Regions from separate parts of the Homo sapiens genome. Here regions 2 and 3 are each linked to region 1. Evidence: chromatin loops called from intact Hi-C (ENCODE). Cell type or tissue: heart right ventricle. All regions are shown on one strand.

The links. A loop is a pair of places that touch in the nucleus more often than their neighbours do. Peaks named below come from ENCODE experiments on the same cell type or tissue, not always from the same donor. Only the 100,000 strongest peaks of a DNase experiment are listed, where the experiment ranks them.
Region 2: it touches region 1 in a loop (9-fold over the local background); 62 of 110 quality-filtered maps call a loop at or near these places.
Region 3: it touches region 1 in a loop (6-fold over the local background); 81 of 110 quality-filtered maps call a loop at or near these places.

What each region holds. Positions count from the first base shown.
Region 1 is chr6:33,011,467-33,019,466 of GRCh38, reverse strand. No RefSeq gene overlaps it. Among named protein-coding and RNA genes, the nearest start is that of HLA-DOA, 5.9 kb to the right of the region's middle. In heart right ventricle, CTCF peaks have their summits at 4,327 and 4,528 (motif pointing left); a DNase peak (open chromatin) is centred at 416; H3K4me3 peaks cover 1,351 bases; H3K27ac peaks cover 4,323 bases; H3K27me3 peaks cover 2,111 bases.
Region 2 is chr6:33,144,146-33,152,145 of GRCh38, reverse strand. It overlaps HCG24 (HLA complex group 24), which reads right to left. Exons shown (of 3, transcript NR_138084.1): 2 at 7,200-7,292; 3 at 3,331-4,931. Among named protein-coding and RNA genes, the nearest start is that of HCG24, 4.8 kb to the right of the region's middle. In heart right ventricle, a CTCF peak has its summit at 3,882 (motif pointing right); no DNase peak of the experiment used is centred here; H3K27me3 peaks cover 1,863 bases.
Region 3 is chr6:33,089,133-33,097,132 of GRCh38, reverse strand. It overlaps HLA-DPB1 (major histocompatibility complex, class II, DP beta 1), which reads right to left. Exons shown (of 6, transcript NM_002121.6): 6 at 7,437-8,000. It also overlaps the pseudogene HLA-DPA2. Among named protein-coding and RNA genes, the nearest start is that of HLA-DPB1, 17 kb to the right of the region's middle. In heart right ventricle, a CTCF peak has its summit at 4,958 (motif pointing right); a DNase peak (open chromatin) is centred at 4,911; H3K27me3 peaks cover 1,331 bases.

The DNA.
Region 1 (8,000 bases):
TTGCAGAAGACTAGCAGTGAATTGCCATGGGATTGATAACAGAGCCCTCTGGGCTCAGTGGCCAGCTCTGTCCTTTTCCTTGGCCTCTCTCTGATTATTTACAAACATATGACTTTCTAGCCCAGTCAGGGAGATTGTCTTTTGGAATGAGAGCTATATAAACAAAAAAGATTAAGAACTTAGTAATGGAGTTAATTTTCACCAAGAACAGAGGCAATCCATTTCCTCATGAAACTTTCCAGAGAGCAGGAGATGCAACTCTCTGAGAAAGGAAGGAAATAGTTCCAGGGAGGGGCTGCTGTTTTCTGGGCCACTTTGCATGAGACGGGAAAGTGAAAGCAGAACCGACGCAACCTCATGGAAGGCTATTTCTGCTGTAAGCACCTACTTCTCCATAGAGAACACTCTCCATGCCCTCGTGTGCCAATGGGCAGTGTGAACTAAGAGTGTTCATTTGTGTCCGGCAGAATATTTCTCAAGAAGGGTCTGGTAGCCGGGCAAGCCACATAGTTGGAGACACTGTTTGAGTGGAAGTAGACCAGTTTTTTCTAGTTGCTTGTTTTCATCAAGCAAGAACCACATATAGGTAAAAAGCAATTTTAAAAACTGATTTTTGGTTTTGAGAAAAGTCAAACGTGTAAAACATTTGTGATTGCATAATAAAGCTGCATGTCTAAGAATATAAATATTTTATAATAGATTAGCTATTACACAAAAACATTGAAATATCTTTTAATTTTTCATTTTGATCAGATGAAGAGAGCCAAAGAAGGAAAGTGAGTGTACAGAAATGGAAAAAGAAGTGGATTAATGTAGAGAAAGAAGAGATATCTAGAAGAATAAAATTGTGGCCCTGAGGAGAGAGGAGGTGGAATGGTTAGATTTTGCTCTCCATTAATAGAAGACCAGGTTGCTGTATTCAAAAGGTCTGAGAAGAAGAAAAGATGTGACAGCTACTAAGCACCTAGTAGATGCCAAGGATTGTTCTTTGCTATGTTAGGTATAATTAGATGACTAAGAATTGAAGCTATACAAATGAATGTTTGATCAAGGAGACATTGTTAGCTGGGGACAGATCCCTAGAGGCACTCTGCATTTAGAGATTCCCAGAGGAGCAGAAGCCCCAGAATGAATGATCTGAATGGTGTCAGGAAAATCAGAGGAGTGTGATGTCTTGAAATCTGAATAAGGAGAGATTTCAAGAAAGTGGAATGATCTACTGTGATGAAAGCAGCAGAAAACTCCACAAAGATAAAGATTTGGTGACCTTGGCAATCAATTTCTGTCCCACTGAGGTCATGGACAAGGAAGTCAGACTGCAGTGGGGCTGAGAATGAGTGGGAGGGGAGAAAGAGGAAACACAGAAGTGTAACATTTTCTTTAAGGAACATGGGAAGAGTAAAGAAGAAAGATGAGGGTGGAAGCTAGGGAGATGAGAAGAGCATTAGGGACAAGGAAGATTTGAGCCTAAATTCTAAACTGAAGGGAAGGATCTGGCAGCAGGGGGCTGATTAGAGTTAACAGAGAGATAGAAGGGAGGACAGCTGAGACAAGCTCCCAGTGGAGGCAGGAGTGAAGGTCTCGAGCGCATAACTGGAGGTCAGGGTTAGCCTGGAGCAGGAAGAGCCCCAGCCTCTGAGACTTCAGGAAGAAGAAGAAAGAGAAACCAGGGTCTCCAAATGGTCAGAATGTCGCTGATGAAGGGTGTGCCTGACCAATTTTCTTGATGAAGTAAGAGCCAAGGAATTCCTGCTGCTATGTAGAACTGAATGTGGAGTGAGAGGAGAGTGAGAAGGTTTGGAACTTTCACAAGGAGACTCGGGTAATTAATTAATTGATCAGTCAATCAATTAAATGGTTTGCTGCCTCTTTTCTCTTTCTATCAATTCAAGTCAATCCTGCTTTCACCGGGCTCCAAGGCAAAAACTGTGCCTGCTTGCCATTAATCATAGATAAGGCACAACCCTATTACTTAGCAGGACATCTGCGGCTTTCACAATTTGACACCAGCCTGTTTCCTAAGCCTCGTCTCCTCCGGCTCCTCGTTTACTTGGCCATGCAGCAGTCCCCTGCCCACCATATACTTTGAGGCCTCTGTGCCTTTGCCCAGGCCATCTTCTCTCCTTGCAAGGCTCTCATCCTCTTCTCCGCATCAGTAGACTTGTATTTATCCTCCAAGGCACAGTTCAAACGTCATCTTCTCTCTAGCTTCTCCTACCTAGGGCAGAATTAAGAATTCCCTTTTGTGTATTACACAACAATTTATTTATTGTTGTTATAGCAAACATGGGAAATTGCTATTTCAAATACATAGTGTCAGAAGCTGCTTTCATATTCTGGAGATGTAATTAATCTCAAGGAGGAAATTGACTTTTGATTTAGAAAAACACGTTAATGCGCCATTTCATTATAAATGAAATACCCAAAGCTTGTATAGACAGAAGTTACATGTTTCTGTGAAGCATATGGAGATATATGTTATTATAAAAACATTAATTTACTAGAGGTCTTAATGTTTTCCTTTTGCACTTCTTTAGATGTGACCTTATGCCTATTCACCCAGGGGAAAATTTGGATTTTTATCACAGAAGACCAAAAGCAAACAATATTCCAAAACAGAATATTGACAGCTATATCAAAGTCATAGTCTTAAAAATTAGACATTGGTAAGAGAAAAGGGAGTTTCTAAATTTACAAAAGTCTAGGTCCTTAGAGCTCTCTGCTGGGGATTCATTCTAGACTGAGATCACCTCTTTTGGGAGGTGGGCACTCACTGGCCACTTCTGTGTTCCTGAGATCTTAGAAACACCAGAACCCTCTCCTCTCAACCCTCTGCTACCTCCACATGGCACTAGAGCCCACAGGATCTACCTTGGATCTACAGCTTGGATCTACCCACACACATTCTAGAGTCTCACGGGATCTTCTAGGGATATCCCTGGTCTGATAAAGAGACACTGCCTGTGGATATTTTCCTTTGCTATCCCAATTGCACTCTCTGTTTTTGTGAGGACACTTGGGAAGATGAAAAACACTCTGTCACCATTGTCATCTTCTCCCTGTATCACCAACATCTGACAAATCGAATATTACTTATAAGCTACTATGAAAACAAAAGGAAAGGCAAATTAACCAACATTTTCAGAAGTCTTCAAAAGTTGTAAAAACCATTAAATTCAATATAAAAGGACAAAACTTTAAAGTCAAGTTTTTGGCAAATTGATAAAATTGGGGAATTGATGATTTGATGTATTAATTTCTGATTAGTTGATGGGTTGATTTTAGTGAGTTGACGTGCAGTAAATTGGTGTTCAGGATGGTCATGGAGAGGCTTGAACTGGCCTGGAGCCAGGGGCCACAGCCCAGAACACACGGGCCCAGGATCAGGCTGCAGCCTCGCCAAACTGGAAGGATGTGAGTAGTAGCAGAGCCACGCTGGGGCCACCAGCAGGCAAGGTGGCTGAGCCCCACTGCCTTCGTCAGGGATAATCGATCGCAGATTAGACCAGCCACGGAAATGTTGGCGAGCGATGGGGACAGGCCAAGGAACTGGGGGCAGAGAACCATCAGAAAAGAGAAAAAATGCCACCTAGACCCAGCTTCCCACAGCCAGCACGCTCTGTAAGTTCATCCTCTGCCCCAGGATGTCATTCCCAAAAGGGGGAGGGAGAGGGGGAAGAGAAGAAACCGTGAAAGATTGTGCCTTTCCCAGAAGACATTTGAAGTTTTTCAAAAATACCTCTTTTAAACAGGAAGGGCTGTATCTATGCCTTTCGATGGCCAATTTTGGGGTTTTCCTACCATCATTTGGAATTGTTGCTCCAGAGTGTAATGAGACCAGTTATATATTTTTAAAGTTACTTTTTTTGATGTATAAATTTCAAACTATCTGCAGATATAAAGGAAGAGTGATTTTAGCTTAGAATTTCCCAGGAGACAGAGGTTGGAACTCTGGCATTTAGAGAAGTCAGGAGACGGGAGGGGAAAGTTCTAAGGGAAGTGAGCAGTTCCCAGCCAAAGGGCAGAAGTCCAGAGTTTGAAAAGTGATGGCCAGCAAGAAATCTGCTGTGCTGGGGAGCTGCCCCCAAATGACCACAACAGTCTGCCCAGGGCAGGAGGCTGGTGCAGGAGATGCCATCAACTCCATACGTAAGCACACATTTGCATCACTTCTCTGTCCAGGAATTATCAGACATTCTGGTGACAGCAGTGAGCCATTTGAATTCCTGCAATTAGACAGGCACTTGAAACTGCTTAATTACTAGGGAAAGGATTGCCCCAGAAAGTTGCAGGCCACATGAACATTTATATTGCACATTAATAGACCTTCTCCTTTTTCCACCACGTATTTAGTTCTGTGTACAGACTTCCAAGACAGCCATTCTTGTTGGCAGGAACCATAATTGTGGTCCCAAAGCCTAGCACGGCACTTAAAGCAAAATAGATTAAAACAGAGCGATGCACCAGCAAACAGTCAGATCTAAGGTCCAGAATGGAAAAATTCAATGGTAAGGTCGCCCTCTGGTGGAATATCTAGGTAGTAACAGGAAAGGACTTGAAGACTCTGGCAAGCTGGCTACTTAAATGTAAAAATCTCAGAAAAGGAGCCAGTGGCCAACTGGTAGCCAACCAAGAGCACCCAGAGCAGCGCTGTCCAGTAGAAATATAATGGGAGCCTCTTAATTCAATTTCAAATTTTCTAGTAGCTACATTTAAAAAGCAATAAGAAACAGGTGAGATTAATCTAATACATATTTTAAACCGCAAATATACAAAAAATTGCAAACTGAACATTAATTAATATAGAAATTACTGAGATTATGTATATACATTTAATTAAGTCTTCAAATCCCAGGGCATTTTATACTTAGAGTTTTTTTTGGCTTAATAGCTACAGGTGGCTTGTGGCTACTGCACAGGACAGCACAGTCCTTGAGGAAGGGGATCATGTCCTGCTCTTCTGTGCTCCCAGAGCAGCACACAGTGCCTAAGTCACATCAGGTGTCCTATAAACATGTATTTAATGAAGAATATCCCCCAACACCTACCTGAACTTGTCATGCTCCAAAGAACATGACAGATACAACTTTACCTCAAAGTCAGCATTTTAGACAATTTAGAACAACTGGATTTGTGTCATTTTTAAAGGACACTTTAGTAAGTTTTTGTCGAATCTGTGTTTGCCTCATTATTAGACTCTAGTCCCAATAACAGTACCTCTCCCTAGAGTCAGGGTTATCCACTTTATTCACTTTTATTTGTTATCATTGACTTATTTATTTAATAACGTGCTAGCGTTTAGGGGGAAAAGGAAGATTGTGTAACAAAGATTCAATCATCCATGATCCCTTCTTACAGGCCCTTTCCATCTAGGAGGGAATGTGGACCATACATATACATTCCAAGAAAACAAATAATGAGGAAGCCCTGGTGAGACTGAAAGGTGTTCTGAACTGGGTTGCTTGCTGGCTGTGGCTATGAGAAGGTTCCTGGAACCTTCTGCTCTTGCCTCCCCGGTGTTGGCCTTGAGCAATCACTGCCTGCTCCCTGCTGCAAAAAACGATGGCAAGATCCTGATTGCCTGTCCAGCTGTTGAGGGGTGGGTGAGAAAATCCAAGCTGAAATCCTGCTGGAGTGGGAGGAGCTGGGGACTGCCCTAGTCATTGCCTCCTCTGCCACCCCAGCTATCAGTGCTCCCTACGCCTCCTAGTGCTCCCACCCTGAAGTCCTGACCTGAAGTGACACCCAAAGGGTAGTGACTATGGTTTTGCGCTGGCCTAGGACTCCAGCTGGCCCTCCTTTCTCTTTACACACATGACACCAACACAGATGGCCACTAGTGGGTCAAAATAATACCTTTAGGGAGTGCCGACACCTCAAAAGAAAAACAGCAAACAGGACCATCTATGTCCTTGAAAGAAGTGGTAGAAAATATAGACCAGCCGCTTAAAATGAGCATTAAAAGTGCACTTTAAAAGTCAGAAGCTATTATAATATGAAAAAATAGAGAATATAGGGAAAACACCTAGAAGTTCTAGGTGTAAAAAATATATATAATAGTCAAAGTAAAAGCCACATTAATGGGATAAATAGTGGGAGAGATGCAACTGAAAAACAAAACAGAAAGATGGAGGACTACACTGAGGAGCTAGTTCAGAACAAAAGAGGGAAGAATTGAGAAGTCATCAATAGAAAAGTCAGGGGAAAAGGAGGAGAGAATTATCCAAATATAGATTATATGAGTTTCACAAAGACAAAAAATAGAGGAGAAAAATAGTTAAAGAAATAAAAAGATGAATTCCCAGAATTAAAAGATAGAGAAGATCCATAATGTCTTACAGAGAGAAGGAAAAACCCACTCTAGACACACTAGCAAAATTTAAAAATATCAAAGACAATGAGAAAATTCTAGAAGATTCCAGCATGAAAGACTGACATGGGATTTTCTAACTGTGACATTGGATGCAAAAAAAAAAATTTGGAATGATGTTATTTAGAATATTAAAGGGGAAAATACTTCAAATAGTATGTAATACACAGCTAAACTTTATTCAAAAGTGCTGGTATAATTTTAAAAAATTATCAAGCATACAAGACTTTAGAAGGTTTGCTATGCAAATTCCCACATCTGAAAGTTTTTGGAAGAAGAATTCTAATCAGAGAACGCATTCTAGAAGGTGCCAAAAGATATGAAAAGTAATGTTGACCAAATAATTTGGTGAAGGAGAAAATATGTGAATAAATTTGAAAGCATGCTAAAGTTCTTATCCAGTCAGAGGGAAGATGGAGAAGGTATCGGTAACACTTAAAAAAAAAAAAAGGCAATGAAGATTAAAAAAGAAAACTTGGCCGGGTGTGATGGCTCACGCCTGTAATCCTAGCAGTTTGTGAGGCCGAGCCAGGCAGATTGCCTGAGCTCAGGAGGATAAGCCTGGGCAACACGGTGAAACCCCGTCTCTACTAAAATACAAAAAAAAAAAAAAAATAGCCAAGCATGGTGGCATGCACCTGTAGTCCCAGCCACTCGGGAAGCTGAGGCAGGAGAATCGCTTGAACCCGGGAAGCAGAGGTTGCAGTGAGCCAGCCCAGATCATGCCACTACACTCCAGCCTGGCAACAGAGCGAGACTCCGTCTCAAAAACAAACAAACAAACAAACAAAAAAACTTTAAAAAATAGAAATATTGAAATAAATAAGGTATTACAAACAAGCCCAAGTGCATCAATATTCACAATAAACACAATCAGAATGCAGCAAAGACAGTGCCATGTGCTCACCAAACCATTATATCTTCCTGCACACATAGGTAACGTACATTTTTCCATCCCCGTGCGCCTATGTGGGGTCATTGTTTACTTCTTGCCAATGGAATGTGAGCAGAGATGGCAAATAGTTTCTGGTCCAAAACCATGGAAACAATGTGCCTTTCCCAGGTTCTCTCTCCTACCTGCAAAGCTAGGAGTTCATGAAGTGCTTTTCAATAATAGAGATGCAAAGTGGAGCTTAGCCACCTTGAGGCATGTTTTGGAAAAGAGCTACAGAGTGCCCAACCTGCCTTGAACTACACGTGGCTAAAAAATAAACCTGTGTTTTGTTAAACCACTGAGGCTTCAGTGTTTGTCTCTTGCAGAAACAAGTTTGCTCACTTTGACTACCATATGAATTGAACATAGGTTAGAAGACAGAGATCGTCAGATTGAATCAGAAGCAAAAATCTATATTTATGACATTTCAAGGGCTACATCTAAAGCATAAGTACAAAGGAAGAGTAAAAACAAAAGAGTAGAAAAAGATACAGTGAACAAATACCCAAAGACAGCTGTAGAACTTATTACTATCAGACAAGACAGAGTAGGACAGAAAGATTCTCAGGACAAATTGGGAAAAGGCTCAGTTCACCAAGACTGTAATAATTCCCAAGAGTAAACACCTTAATAACCTAAATGCAGAGAGGGCAAAAGTTGATTTAAAAATTAGAAACAAGTTGAAAAACCTACAGT
Region 2 (8,000 bases), 130 kb before region 1:
TTGCCTTGTGATCTTTGCTTTGCCTTTTGCCTTGTGATCTTTATTGCCCTTTGAAGCATGTGATCTTTGTGACCTACTCCCTGTTTGTACACCCCCTCCCCTTTTGAAGTCCTTAATAAAAAGCTGCTGGTTTTGTGGCTCAGGTGGACATCATGGACCTACTGATATGTGATGTCACTCCTGGCGGCCCAGCTGTAAAATTCCTCTCTTTGTACTCTTTCTCTTTATTTCTCAGACTGGCCGACACTTAGGGAAAATAGAAAGAACCTGCATTGAAATATTAGGGGTGGGTTCCCCAGATACATGCCCAGCTAATTTTTTTGTGTTTTTAGTAGAGACAGGGTTTTGCCACGTTGGCCAGGCTGGTCTCGAATTCCTGACCTCAGGTGATCCACCCGCCTCAGCATCCCAAAATGCTGGGATTACAGGCATTAGCCACTGCACCTGGCCATCTCAAGATGGTTTTAATGGTTAGAAATATCAGCCAATTGAATTTTCAGAGACATATGCCACCTAATTTTGTATTCAATACTTAAGTCATTAAACTCCAGTGGTCTATATACCTGTTTGGCCTCTAAGACAGTTTGGCCTCTAAGTCTGTGAGCACTTTCTGTGATGATGGAAATGTTCTACATTTATGCAATTTAATGTGGTGGCCACTATTCACATGTGGCTATTGAGCACTTGAAACATGGCTAGTGCACTAAGAAACTCAATTTGAAATTCAATTTTAATTTTATTTAATTTAAATGGCCACAGGTAGCTAGCTAGTGCTACCATATTAGACAGCACAGCTCTGAGGCTCTTTTAAGGACCCACATAATTCAATGAAGAGACCCAAGTTTAATACAGATGTGGGATATGCAGTCTTCATAATTCAAACACGCCAATTAATTTCTGTTCCTCTTTTTCAAGTTGGGGGCTTTCAAGCACAAAGGCTTTTACCTGGTCTTGGGCAGAATTTTTCTCCCCAAAATTTTACCAAAATTTGTGCTCTTTTATAGTCTGTTTCTTTTAACTCATAAAATTAATAATGGAAGACAGAGGTTTTTGATGCAGTTGCTTTAAAAAAAACCAGGTTCAGGCCAGGCACAGTGGCTCACACTTGTAATCCCAGCACTTTGGGAGGCTGAGGTGGGCGGATCTTCTGAGGTCAGGAGTTTGAGACCAGCCTGGCCAGCATGGTGAAACCCCGTCTCTACTAAAAATACAAAAATTAGCTGGATATGGTGGTGCGCATCTATAATCCCAGCTACTTGGGGCTAAGGCAGGAGAATTGCTTGAACCTGGGAGGGGGAGGTTGCAGTGAGCTAAGATTGCGCCACTGCACTCCAGCCTGGGTAACAGAGTGAGACTCCATCTCAAAAATAAATAAATAAATAAATAAATAAACAAATAAATAAATAAATAAAATCAGGTTTACTGAGATATAATTTAAATACAGTGAAACCATAGCTGTACAGTTGTTTATGAGTTTGACAAACATATTCATTGTGTAACTACTACTACAATGAAGATAATATTTCTATTACCCCAAAAAGTTTCCTCATGGACACAGCTTTTTTCAAGTCACTCCTGGTTAATGTGTCATTAGGATAATAAAACAATGTTAATTCTTGAATTGGATTTAGGCTGTTTAAATTTTGCTCAATGGATTGTACCTCGGAGGTGGGAGAATTTACTCTGGCAACTTAGTAAAGGTTGGGGCTGCCAAGTGAAGGCAGACTGTTGGTGAATATAATTTATTGGGATTGAAAAGGATACATCAGCCAGATTGATGCATGAATGCTAATCAAGGGTTGATTTAGCAAGATCTTCTACTAAGGAAATAATATCATGTACAGTGCTAATCACATTTTTTTCATAATTGAGTTAAATATTTAAAGTGATTAGAATAGTCACTGCCACTTAATACTACTTCAGAATTAGCTGCTTTTCTTAATATCGGTGTAATTCACAATTCACTTCCAAGCTCCACCTCCCTTTTGACTGGCCAAAATGAGTTGTTAAAGAGTCCTACTCTTTATCTCAGATTTCTCCAACAATGTTATCATAATTGTTATTTTACATATTCTCCTAGGGATTTGTCACTATTTCATATTACGTTGTTTTGTGGGGAAGTGGAATTCTAGAGGTTCTTAAGAGCTTTTCCAGCTCCCACAGTTGCAATCGTAAGTTCAGATAACATGCCCAGGGGCAGGAGAAATCACCATAGAAGCTTTCTTGGTTCTCTGTATCTCCCATTAATGTTTCATAACCTTCCACCTTCATACTTTCCCCTCCACATACCCTGGTATTCAAAATAGCCCTTCTTATTAGATTGGGTTTTCCTAATTAAAAGTTGCCATTGATGTTATATCCCAAAGTTTCTGGAATTCCTAAACATTGTCCTTTGTCTAAACTGTTTTAACGTGAGTGCAGAGTGTCTCCAGACACAGGTTGGAACAGATCTGGAGGGAAGAACATTGGGGCTGTTTGTCCCATCGTATGAGAGGATCTGGTTTTAGGGCAAAGCTCTTTAAGCTTGGAGAATGAATCGAAGGTGTGGAAGTGCCCTGTTTCTGTATGTTCTAAGAGAAATGAGCTCTTAACGTTTATAAGCTTTTTGTCTTGGCATTCCCCTTCGGTTTGGTCCCTAGCACTGTTAAATTACATGAATTGAGGGTTTGCCAAAACTACTGCTAAATTTGCAGCTTCTGTATCTGCTAAAATTGGACTATTTTTGATACTTCCTTTAACCTGTTTTGTAACCTTGTTAATTTTCTAATGAGCCCATTGTGCTGTTGGGATTCCGATATCCCCAAATCTAATGAGCCATGACCATACACGTTAGCTCCATTCCCACTGGGTTCTCAAATTCTTTTTCATTTTTCCAATTCTTTAGCACTTTCTCTTATAGGCGGTTCTGCCTTAATTTGAAATTAAATGAGAACTTCAGCCCCTTCGTCTCACCAGCTGCTAGCATTTTAAGTGCTCAAGAGCCACCTGTGGCTAGTGGCGGCTCGGTTGGATAGATACAGAACATTTCCCTAACAGCAGAACATTGTATAGGACAGCACTGCTCAAGGGATTGCTCTCCGATGATCACACCCACTTTACAGATACTAGGACTGTCTAACTATGTACACTTTCTTTCTTGCAAATACGATGTCGAAGGCTTTCCCTCAGTTTGTAACTTTTAACAAATATTTTAGAATCTTTATTGATCAATCTCTCATACATCTGTGCAACAAAAATATATGTATTCATTTAATTCTTTAATTGACAAAAATTGAATCTGTTTATGGTATACAATATGATGTTTATATATATATATATATATATATATATACACACACACACACATTGTTTAATGGCTAAATCAAGCTAATTAATATGTGCATTACCTTACATATTTTTTGTGTTGGGTGAGAACACTTAAAATTATTCACTTAGCAATATTCAAGTACACAGTACATTGTTATTAACTAGAGTCACCATGTTGTACAGTACATATCTTGAATTTATTCCTCCTGTCTAACTGAAATTTTGTATTCGCTGATGTTAGTTTTTACAATCAACTCATTAAAAACATAATTAGGTCACAGAGGTTAGGAGGTTTTGAAAAAAACAAAAAACCAAACAAAAAATGTAATTAGGTTTGTTTGGCAATCTAGCAATGCTTAGTGTGCAATGCTTTTTACAGCCGCTGCTAAAAGCATAGCAAAACCACAGAAATCTATGTGCTGCCAAAACCTATGTATTTGGTCGTATTTATTTTGACTTGTGTTTTTTGTGTGCTTAACTTTTTCTCTAACTTTTTTTTGTAAAGAATGCTGGAGTATTCCCAAATTGTTGACAAATTCCCTTGTTTCCTGTTCTAAGCCCAGATTTCAGTGTTGGCCACTAGGTGGGGATAGGATCCTATTTCTCTATAGCCTTAACATGATTTTGAATTTCGATGCTTTGCAATGGATAATCTGGCTTTTTCCTCGAAAGCTTTAAAACATTTCTTTTGTGAATTCAAAACAACCCACAGTTTTAATTCTCTGTAGTTATCCAATAAAAAGGAATAGGAAACAAGTGCTAAATTATTTACTTACAGTGTTTCTGTATGGAAATCCTTACCCCCAAGACAGCTGGCTTCACGGCTTGACTCAATGGTGAGAAATCTGAGTTGACTCACAGCTTTCTGACAGTATTCTGATGGTACCATGTTAGGATAAATTCTTGGCCAAACAGAAAATCAAGGGAGACCTGCTTCTCCTTGTCAAACTCTAAATTAATCTACTAGTTCTTTTCATAAAGCAAAAGGTGAAATGTTGAGGACTCTGAGTTGGCGATCAATCGAAATGACTTTTAAACTAAGTCCCTTTTAATGATGACTGAAGACAATATTACATTAATCACTGGGTATTATAAACACTGGTTTCTCAGTCCTCTGCTGATGAGATTTGCTTGTTTGTGTATTTCTTTCTTAAAATCCCAAATAGTGAAGTCTCTCTTAAGCAATGGAGGCTTATTCATAGTCAAATTCCTTGCATGTAAAATTCTCTGGGTATAAAGTAGATTGCCTCCCTCTTGTTTTTCTTTTTCTTGAGACAGGGTCTCACTCTGTTGTCTAGGCTGGAGTGCAGTGGCATTATCACGGCTCACTGAAGCCTTTACCTCCCAGGCTCAAGTGTTCCTCCTGCCTCAGCTTCCTCAGTACCTGGGACTACATTTATTTTTTGTTTTTTTTTATTTTTTTGTAGAGACAGGATTTTGCCATGTTGCCCATGCTGGTCAAGCTATCTGCCCTCCTTGGCCTCCCAAAGTGCTGGGATTATAGGCATGAGCCACCAGGCCCAGCCTGCTTTCTTCTGTTTTACCAAGATGCTTGACAGTGGATATATAAAATGACAACTTCCCTTTCTCATATGTGGCACTGAGAGATGGGCAGCCTCTATTTCCTACAAGAAATATAGAATAGAAAATGTGTAATTTCTCATGGTGTTCTGCAAAAATTAAAAATTTCACAGAACACTCATCTGAATCCCTGGTTTGTAACTTTGGCTTTCCAAAACTTGCCTATATGCTAATATGATTCATAAAACATTTGTAATAATAATTTCAAAATAAAAATTTTAAAATGAATTTAGTCCTATATCTTCTATAATAACCAATATTTCCAGAAAAGTAGGATTTAAGAGTATCTTCTGTACCAATATATGACTTTCTTTTTCTTTTTTTTGGAGACAGAGTCTCACTCTGTTGCCCAGGCTGAAGTGCAGTGGTGTGATTTCAGCTCACTGCATCATTCAGTCGGCCGAAGGCCTGGCTAGAACAAAAAGGCAGAAAAAAGGTGAATTCACTCTCTCTCTGTTTTGGAGTAGGGAGTCCTATATTCTCCTCCCCTTGGACATCAGATCTCCAGGTTCTCTGGCCTTCACACTCAGGGACTTGCACCAGCAGCCCCCCAGGTTTTTGGTCTTGGACTCAGAGTTACTCCACCAGCTCCCCCGGTTCTCAGCCCTTCAGACTTGGACTGAGCCATGCTACAGGCTCCCCTGTCTCAGCAGCTTGCAGAAGGCCTAACGTGGAACTCCTCAGCCTCCATAGTTGAGGGAGTGAATCCCCAGCATAAATCCCCACTCATCTATCTACCTATATATATCCAATAAATTCTGTTTCTCTGAAGAAGTCTGACTTCTTCAGCCCCCAAAGGCCCCCAAAGGCCCCCAAAGCCCCCAAAGGCCCTAGTGCTGGTCTGTTACGAACTTCCTGGTAGACAATATTTTACACATGGCATCCCAGCTCCTTGTGGGAGGAATTAAGTGTGTCCTGTGTGGCTCCAGGGGGACAGGATCCTTGGAAGCCTGAGCCTGGTTTCTCTTAGGCTTTGCCCAGTGTGCCTTTCCCTCTGCTGAGTTTGCTTTGCATCCTTTTACTGTAATGAATCAGAGCCCTGAGTAGGACCATATGATGAGCCCTGTGAGTCCTCCTAGGGCATCATCTCACCTGGGGTGGCTCTGAGGACCCCTAACATAGCTCTTCCTCTGGCATTGGTATCTGGTAATATATAAAATCCCCCAAAACTAACTTGTCATCATAATTTATGACCATATTTCATCAAAATTTCATGTAGTCACATCCAAGAAGTTCAGTTAAGAAAGAAAAACTCTTTAAGCTTGGTTAAGGCTCTGCCATTTTTGAAAATTCGTATTAATCTAATAATATTGTAGCAACTATAAGTTTTCCTGATAACTTTTTTTTTTTTTTTGGGAGTGGGGGATGGAGTTTTGCTCTTGTTGCCCAGGCTGGAGTGCAATGGTGTGGTCTCAGCTCACTGCAACCTCCGCCTCCTGGGTTCAAGCGATTCTCCTGCCTCAGCCTCCCAAGTAGTTGGGATTACAGGCGCCCACCACCACACCCAGCTAATTTTTGTATTTTTAGTAGAGACAGGATTTCACCATATTGGTCAGGCTGGTCTTGAACTCCCGACCTCAGGTGATCTGCCTGCCTTGGCCTCCCAAAGTGCTGGGATTACAGGCGTGAGCCACTGTGCCCAGCCTCCTGATTACTATTATATAAAATTTGGACTTAGTGGCACATCATAACATGAAATGACTGGAGACAATATGACTTCTCTCTCGGTATTAAACATCAATTAAGATGAATTACAAAAATCATAGTAAACTGTATTCTAAAACCAAGCCTATGTCTGAAAAATCTGGTATACACACATCTTTTGAAACTAAGGATGTGTTTTCACTGTACAACCTGCAAGAGGTGATCTGGTGAACATAGAGTTATGGAATAAGTGTGTATCTATAACTTAGTACAAATTATATATAAAGAGAACGATAATGTATTATGCGGCTGGGCATGGTGGCTCACTTCTGCAATCCCAGCATTTTGGGAGGCTGAGGTGGGTGGATTACTTGAGCTCAGGAGTCCAAGACCAGCCTGGCCAACATGGTAAAACCTCATCTCTACCAAAAACAAAAAATTAGCTCTCAGGTACTCTAGAGACTGAGATGGGAGGATCGCCTGAACCCTGGAGGCAGAGGTTGTAGTAAGCTGAGATCATGCCATTGCATTTCAGCCTGGGTGATAGAGTGAGACTCCATCTCTAAATAAATAAAATAAAATAATATATTATGCTATTATACCTATTATTTAAAATTGGGATCTTATGTTGATTTCTACATTTGGGAAGCATATTCCTAAGAACTGACCTTTATCAGTCCTGTATTGTGTTCAGTGGCAAAGCCAGGCTTGGTGTCTGTTCCATCTGGGAACGCCAGGAGTAATGGTCCCACTCCTTGCTGCTGAGGGTACAGCATGAATTTGGGCAGCACCATGAAATAAAGCAAATGTAAGAAGATCCTCTATCAGTTGCACTCCTATTTAATAAGAAGACTTGATCATCATCAAGAAGTTAATTTCTCCATGCCTGGGTAAAACCACACTGACTCATCCTGAGGCTCTTCATTGGACCCAGTGATCACCAAATCCTTCAAGCATAAAATGGCCATGTGATTATCTCCTTCCTCTCAGGATGAAAGGCAGACAATAACATGTGATTTATGTTCCTCAGGAAAGGACATGCTATAAACTAGAGAACTTGGGAAAGAGGAAGTACATGAATTAACATGCAGGCACATGGTGGCATGTGCCTGTGGTGCCAGCTACTGGGCAGGCTGAGTGGCAGCATTGTTTGAGCCCAGGAGGTGCAGGCTATGGTGAACTGAGATCGTACTACTGCACTCCAGCCTGGTTAACAGAATGAGACCCTGTCTGTCTTTCTCTCTCTCTCTCTCTCTCTCACACACACACACACACACACACACACACACACACACAGAAAATAAAGGAGAAAAAGAAATTGTTCTTAAACATAAAATTTAAAGTGGGGTTCTTTGTATCACCACATTCTTTTTTTTTTTTTTTTTTTGAGACGGAGTTTTGCTCTTGTTGCCCAGGCTGGACTGCAATGGTGTGATCTCGGCTCACTGCAACCTCCACCTCCTGGGTTC
Region 3 (8,000 bases), 78 kb before region 1:
TTTTTCTCCAGCCAATGGAATTATGTTCCAGAGGGCATTATGGCTGCCTCTGTCACCAGAGAAGTAGGGGAAACCTGGTAGCAATAGGCTTCACCCAGCTCCCATGCAGTTGGCGAGGCAGGTTTTGCTCCTGCTGTGCCACACTAACAGCATTGAATTTATCTCCCTGCAGCCTTCAGGATGGACTCAGACCTCACTCCAGGCTATAAGTTTCCTGCTGAGAAAGCAAGCACAGCTTTCAGGCCATGTGCCTCCCTGTCTGCCCACAATGTTGGCAGTAACTTCTGCTCTTTCTCCAGCAGTTCCGTTCGCCCCCAGATTCTGCTCCAGAGGATTTGTGCCCAGTCAGAATTATAACAAATTTCAGTTGGACGCTCCTTTCACACTGTGACCCCTTCCAAATTTTGCCGTCTGCCTTCCCCCAGGGCCCTTGTGAGATATAGTCAGGGGTGGCTTCCCTGGGCTTGAGCTAAAGACTGGGCGTGCCTACAAGGCTCTTCTCACTGCTGCATCTACCATATATATATATTTTTTTTTTCTTTTTGTTGCGACGGAGTCTCACTCTGTCACCCAGGCTGGAGTGCAGTGGCGCGATCTCGGTTCACTGCAGGCTCCGCCTTCCGGGTTTATGCCATTCTCCTGCCTCAGCCTTCCTAGTAGCTGGCACTACAGGCGCCCGCCACCACGCCTGGCTAATTGTTTTGTATTTTTAGTAGAGACGGGGTTTCATCGTGTTAGCCAGGATGGTCTCAATCTCCTGACCTTGTAATCCGCCCGCCTCGGCCTCCCAAAGTGCCGGGATTACAGGTGTGAGCGGCAGCGCCCGGCGTACTTTTGTATTTCATGCTAAATCTGTTTCAGGTCTAGGTAAAGTTAAATCCTTTTCCTGTAATCTGGATTTTCGAGTTCCCCAGTGGGGACATGGGTCCGGAGGCAGGTTTTTCCCCTCTCACGCTTTGGGAACGCACAGTTTTTCACTTGTCTGGTGGAGTTTGCAGTGGCCCCTCCCTTCTTTAAAAGGATCTGTGAATTCTTTCGATTTTCTGGGTATTCTCCTGCAGTGGTTCCTTTCTTGAGGGATCTGTGAAGTGAGTTCCTCAAGATATTTCTTGTCAGGTGAACAGTCTGTGGTCTCTGCAGGGCCTGTACCACCCCTGGGCACTGTATGCCCCACAGAGTGGGCCTCTCCTGTGCAGGGCCTGGGAAGAGGTTGATTATAATCTGGTGTCTGAGGCCTGGCAGCACCACACTCTCTTCAGTGAGTCAGGCTCAAGTCTGAGCACATCTGCAGAGCTTATGTTTGCTGTGTTGCTCATGGAAGGCAGGGAATCCAAAATTGTTTTCTTAGAGATGGACTCTCACTATGTTTCCTAGGCTGCTTTCAAACTCCTGGCCTCAAGTGATCCTCCTGTCTCGGCCTCTCAAATCACTGAGATTACAGGTATGGGCCACTGTGCCCAGCCTATTATCGATTTTCTCCCATTTCATTCAGTCCTCAACCCAATGTACTCTCTCTTTTTCTTTCCCTCATCTCTGATGCTCCTCTCAGGGTGGCAACTAATGACTTTTATACAACTCAAGCCAGTGGTCACTGTTCTGTTTCTGTCTTATGTGTGTCATTAGTGTGTTTGAGATGCCCCCTCTCCTCTTTCCTGGAAGTTTTCTCCTGTCTCTTGTCTTTTATGAACCCACTTCCTCTCTGTTTTCCTACCAATTTCTAGTCCTCTGCTTTTCAGCCTCTTTCTTCATGTCTGTGTTTGTCTGGATGCAGGAGCACACACTCAGATCCCTGCTATCCTGACTTTGTGTACTTTTCTTGAGTGACCTGACCCAAAATTAGAACTTCACCCACCATGAGCCTCCTTCCAGTTTATGTCACTAACCTAATGTAGCATGACACTCATCCATTTATTTCACTGCCTTCAAATCAACTGTATGTTTTCCCCTAGAAGTTTAAATTCAGTATGTCTCAAACAGAAAATTTTACCTTCTCTCAATCACTTAATTATCACCTTTGCAGGCACGGATGCCACAATTCTCCACGTTGCGTGGTTATTCTCGACTTCTTCATATCCCTACTTCTGGCATGTGATTTAGTGATTCCTGTGGCCTCTCATGTCATTACTGCCATCAAATCCATCTGCTGTCCTCCTCACCCCATGTTCCTGCCCTGGCCTACGCCTTCATTACTTCCCACCAGAGGGCTTAAAAGTGCTACTGGTCTTGCCTTGAGTCCCGCCTCCTCCAGCCCATCCTTCCTACAGGTGCCCCATCCAAACACAAATCTGACCGTGTTACTCTCCTGCTTAAGATACTTCACAACTTCCTATGTCCTGTGGGATAAAATGCAAACACTTGCCATCAGCACACAAGGCAGGTTACAGTGCTGCCTGGCCCACATCTCCCCTGGCTTCAGTCACACTGAAGAACTGCAGTTCTCCTTGCAACTTCATGCCTCTCTGCTCCTGAGCCTGCTTCTCCTGCTGGAAATGCCATTTCCCCTTTCTCTGTTTTGCTATCTGCAGGTGAACACTGTCCCTAGGAACCTTTCCTAAATCGTATTTTAATTTTGCTCCTGAGTAGCTCTTGTGTATACCTTGTGATACTCAGTGGTGATCAAACCACACATGTAGCAATCATCTTTTCTTTGTCTGTTTTATTCTTGAATTTCAAGTAGATTAAGGACAAAGTTCCCATCTTTAGAGTTTCATCCTTATTACCTAGAGAGTGAAAGTTCACAAAAAGCATTTATTAACTGAATGAAAATTAACATTTGAAGTGTGGAATTTGCTTCAAAATGTGCCAACCTTTAGTTTTCAGATTTTGTAAATATAATAAATACAAAGTAACCTAAGCTGAACCAATTACATCTGTGTAGCCCAGTCTATACACCATGTATTTTTCTTTTTCCTTTGGGATTCATTTCTGTAGGTGAGTAATCCTCTAGACCCTAAACTCAGTGGGGGACCCTCACCATCCGTGTGCGGCACTGAACCTGCTGTCACACTATGCATCTAAGTAGAGGACTGGTTCTCCCCATGCTGGGCTGGGAGGGGAAATCCTCACTTAGGGACCACCAACCATGCAGTGTCATTTGGCTTCACTTCCTCTTCCAGGCCGAACCCTAAACTCTCTGTAATTCACTGTAATAATAATTCACTTTTTGTTATCAACCAGTTGCTGCTTCTTATGTATCAGGTAAAGCTAAGATACTATCCCATAGGTCTTTCAAATGCCAACAACTTGTATTTCCAGGTGAAACTACACTTGAAAACTACACTCCACAAGACAATTTTGTGAATGTTATGTGAATGATAATACTTTTAAATTTACTCTGCCTAAAATGTAAGTGTTGTGGATAAAATTATAGAAGGTATCATTTTTCTTCTAAAAGTAAGAATGTAACTTGAAGTCTATAAATGTCACTAAGACTCTGGAGGTATTTTCATGTCCTTCACGATTTTGTTCCACTCTGAAATATTTATTCCATCCTTCCACTTCCCTGCCTTGCTTTATGGCTATATCAGTAATTTTTAATGTATTGTCCTGTAGGGTTTCTGAGATCCTACAGGAATGAGGTAGGAGGACTACTCAATATTGTTTCTACCAGGAGTTGTGTGACTTGGACAAGTTACTTTACCTCTGGGGTCAGTTCCCTACTATGGAAAATAAGTTCTTCTACATGGGGGTGTGAAGATTCAATGAGTAAGTTTAGCACATAGTAAGTGCCCAATAAATATTATCTTACTGTATTCAGCATTACCATTATCATAGACGGATGTTAAGTCTTCAGGGACAAGGGAAACAACCTATATCGTCCATGGGTCATTTCTGTCTTTGTTTCTTCTCACTCCTTTTCTTTTCTTTCATTTGCATTTCTCATTTTCTGTGTTATTCCTTCATGTTCCCAATAACCTTCCTGTTACCTGTTTGCTTCCTGCATTCTGTGTAGCATCCTACGTATTCACCCATTCTCCATCTTCTCCTTCATGCAGCAGACCATGTGTCAACATATGCGGAGTTTGTGCAGACGCACAGACCCTCTGGGGAGTATATGTTTGAATTTGATGAGGAGGAGCAGTTCTACGTGAACCTGGATGAGAAGGAGATGGTCTGGCCTCTACCAGAGTTTATTCACACCTTTGACTTTGGTGCTCAGAGGGGTATTGCTGGCATCGTCATGGCAAGGAAGCACTTGAACACCCGGATCAATGGTCCAAACAGACTTGGGCCACAAATGGCACTGCCTATAGCTGCCTGTTCCTCTCAGAGGGGTATTGCTGGCATCGTCATGGCAAGGAAGCACTTGAACACCCGGATCAATGGTCCAAACAGACTTGGGCCACAAATGGCACTGCCTATAGCTGCCTGTTCCTCTAGAGTCCAGCTGGAGGGATGGGAGGGCCTCTCTGCCACACATAGAACTAGAGGCCATGATGCCCACTCATGAATGAGCCCCTTCCCTGAGAGCGAGAAATCTTGGGTCCACACAGCTGGGTTCTTAGGACAGCAGAGGAGGAGGCATTTTCTTCTTACTCAAGAGAAAGGCTGGGCTGAGGGGGCCAGGTCAGGAGCACGAGAAGCTGTGACCCTGTCCAGGAGCCCTAGGGGAGCAGGAGGATGGGCCTGGGAGAGGTGGCCCCTAATCTGGTGAATATAGGACTTGGGGTGGTGGAACCTTTAAGAATCAGCCAATGGCAGTAGGCTCCTTGGGTTCTATCCCCTTTTGGAGCCCCCACCGAGGTAAGCGTCTTTCCCAAGGAGCCTGTGGATCTGGGCCAGCCCAACACCCTCGTCTGCCATGTTGACAAGTTCTTCCCACCAGTGCTGAACATCACGTGGCTGCGCAATGGGGAGCCAGTCATTGAGGGTATTGCAGAGACCATCTTCCTGCCCAGCAAGAAACTCAGATTACACAGGTTCCACTATCTGACCCTCGTTCCCATGGCCGAGGACACCTGTGACCTCCAGGGGGAGCACTGGGGCCTGCACCAGCCTCTCCTCAGGCACTGGGGTATGGAGCGCCCTCCCTCTGCCCTCACGGCCTTGGCACCACCTTTATTTCCTGGGCCCATCGCCCCTCAGCACCTGCCTTCCTCAATCCCATGTTTTATGGTCACTTTATCCAAATTTCACCATCTCATGGTTTCGAATACCCAACACCTCCCACATCCAAGGCCAGCCCCTGCTCTCTGTACCTTATAACTCTGTCTTCCCTTGGTGCCCCAGAGGTCCATGAACTAATCCAGGTGCCTGAGACCATGGAGATGCTGGTCTGTGCCCTCGGCCTGCTGGTGGGCCTGGCGGGGGTCCTTAATGGCACCATTGTCTCAAAGACCAAGCGATCTGACAGCATCCCCGGGTCCAGGGGCTCCTATGAGTCATCCTATAGGTGTATTAGGGACAGAGTGGAAAAGACGAGGTAACAAGTTAGGGGTGAAGAGTGGGAAAGAGAAACACTTCACCAGGGGCTCTTTGAGCATTGATGTTTTACTGCCATTGGGCTGGATAAAAACATTAACAAATGTAATGAGAAATGACATTCATTGAGTTGCTTACTATGTTCTAGGCACTATTCTAAGTGCTTCTCATGTGTTCACTTATTTACATCTGGAGGTTGGTTCTTATTTATTTCATGTTACAGAGCAGGAATCAGACACCGGGAGAGGTGAAGACCACACAGCTTCAAAGTGCAAAGCTTGGATTTAAACCCAGGCTTTGGGCCTGCAGTGGCTGCAGTCTTGTCCAGTATTTAGATTATTTCATCTGCAGTCACTATCTGTCTTCCTACATTTTACACAGCCTTAATTTTCTTCTGCCCGCAGAGTGATGTTCAGAACTTCCAATGCTATGTTAAACATTTCCAGCAACGAAGGACATCCTATCTTTTGCACAATCTCAAAGGCAATCCACCTCATTTCTTTGAAATATATATGCTATAGATTTTTGGTTCACTACCTTTAACATGTCATGAAATTGATTAAATTCTGTCTATGTCTTGAGCTGAATTCAGTTTAAATTAATATGAATTTTGCGGAGTCCACTAATGTGTTAACCACATTATATATTTTCTGACACTGAAGAATCATTGCATTCCTAGAATAAATCTAAAATTGGTCAAAACGTATTGTTTTTATAATGTACTGTTGGATTCAGTGACATGGCTAAAATTAGTCCACAATCCTGTTCTCCTGTACTATTCTTAGCTGGCTCTGGAAATATAAATGAACCAACCTCATAAAATGATCTCAAAAATTCTGTTCCATTCTATGTTCTAGAATCACACGTGTAAGAGGCATGATCTGCTCCTGGAAATGTGGGAGGACACCCTCATCTGCAATAAGATCAGGACAGGGCCCTTTGGAAGGCGATTCTTTGCTTCCCATGACAATTTCTTTGATATTCTCTACTCTATTTTAGTTTTCTATTTCTTCCTGTAGTTTTGACCTTTATATCTTTCTAGAAACGTATCCGTTTTATCTAAATTTTCAAATTTATATGTATAGAGTTGGTCGTAAGATTTTGCATTTTAAAATGTGTATAAATGTCATTTACCCTTTTCGTTCTGAATCTCCTGTATTTTCCTTAGGAGTCTTGCCAGAGGTCTCATTAAAGTTTTCATTGCCTCAAAATTTGATTTTATCTTCTCTATTTTTATATTTCATTGAATTCAGCTTTTGTCCTTATTATTTACATGTATTTTCTTTTTGCTGTTTTTCTGCTTTTCCATCCTCTTAATTCACATAATTAGCTCATTTGTTTACAGTCATTTTACTCTAACAAAATTGTTTAACAGTCTGACATTCTATGCAGCATTTTGAATGAACTTATTTCATCTTTCTATAAAGACTAAACATCTATTATGTTTTCAGTTATTTCCTCTTCCTCCACTATTTCCCTGACTTTCTAGACGTCTAATTATTAAGATGTCAGATGTCTGTTTCTATCCTTCATTTCTCTTCACTTGTCCTTTACATTTTCTATTGTTTACTCGATCATATTGTCCTTGGGACAGTTTCTCAGTTTGGCTTTTTGTTTATTAATTACACTTCAGTTGCAAAAGTCCTATTTCTTGTCTCATTTATTATGTTTCTTATTCCAATCTTTATCAAAGCTCAATATTTGTGCTTGATTCAGTGGCTTCTTGCTTTTGCTTCAAATTCCCAAATTCTCCTTTACTTCTCTATTTAAGCCCTTTCTATTGTGAACTAGGGGACATTTGGAAGAAACACACAAACCAATAGAATGTACGTTGAATGGTTATCACCGCAAGCACCCATGTAACTAGTACCCGGGTGAAGAAATAGACTGTTGCCAGCATCCCTGTGCCCCTCCTTAGGCCAGGAGGTAGTGTGTAAGCTTTTCAGGAGCCAAAGGCTGCTGATATCCATAATGCCTAGCATTGCTCCTGGTACACAGTAGGTCCTCCATAAATATCTCTTGTAGAAGTATTTTATTATTTATTTAGTGTGTACTTCTTAAATGTTTTCCACCTTCAAGTATTCCCACTTATTTGAAGTTAGTTGCAGCCATATGATTTACATTGGAAAATGAAATGCGAGAAGTGTGTTCTTTCTAGGAGGGATCATTAAAAGCCAGTGAATAAATTCTTAGGTTCCCTTCATTCTGCTGGGGAGGTTCTGGGAGCAGATGTGCAGGAGAAAGACTGTCAGCCTGACTTCCTGAGTACGATGATGAGCAGAGCTTCCTGCATGACTTACTTTGGACGTGTAACATGAGCCAAACCTGGATATCTGGGTATTTGTTAGTTTAGCACAGCTGATCCTATTCTTACTGTGTAAAAGAAATTGAAGAGAAGGTGCTCAATGAGACTTCAGAGAAGCTGAGAGACAAAAGAACTAGGAGGATGTTTCATCCCATAAGCCAAGTGCACAGTAATTTCAGGGACAGTTTACAATGCAACATGCTCAAAAGGCATCAACTATGGTAAGTGTTCACTGGCCTGGTAGCAAGTGGTTATTAAAACCCCTTTCAAGAGC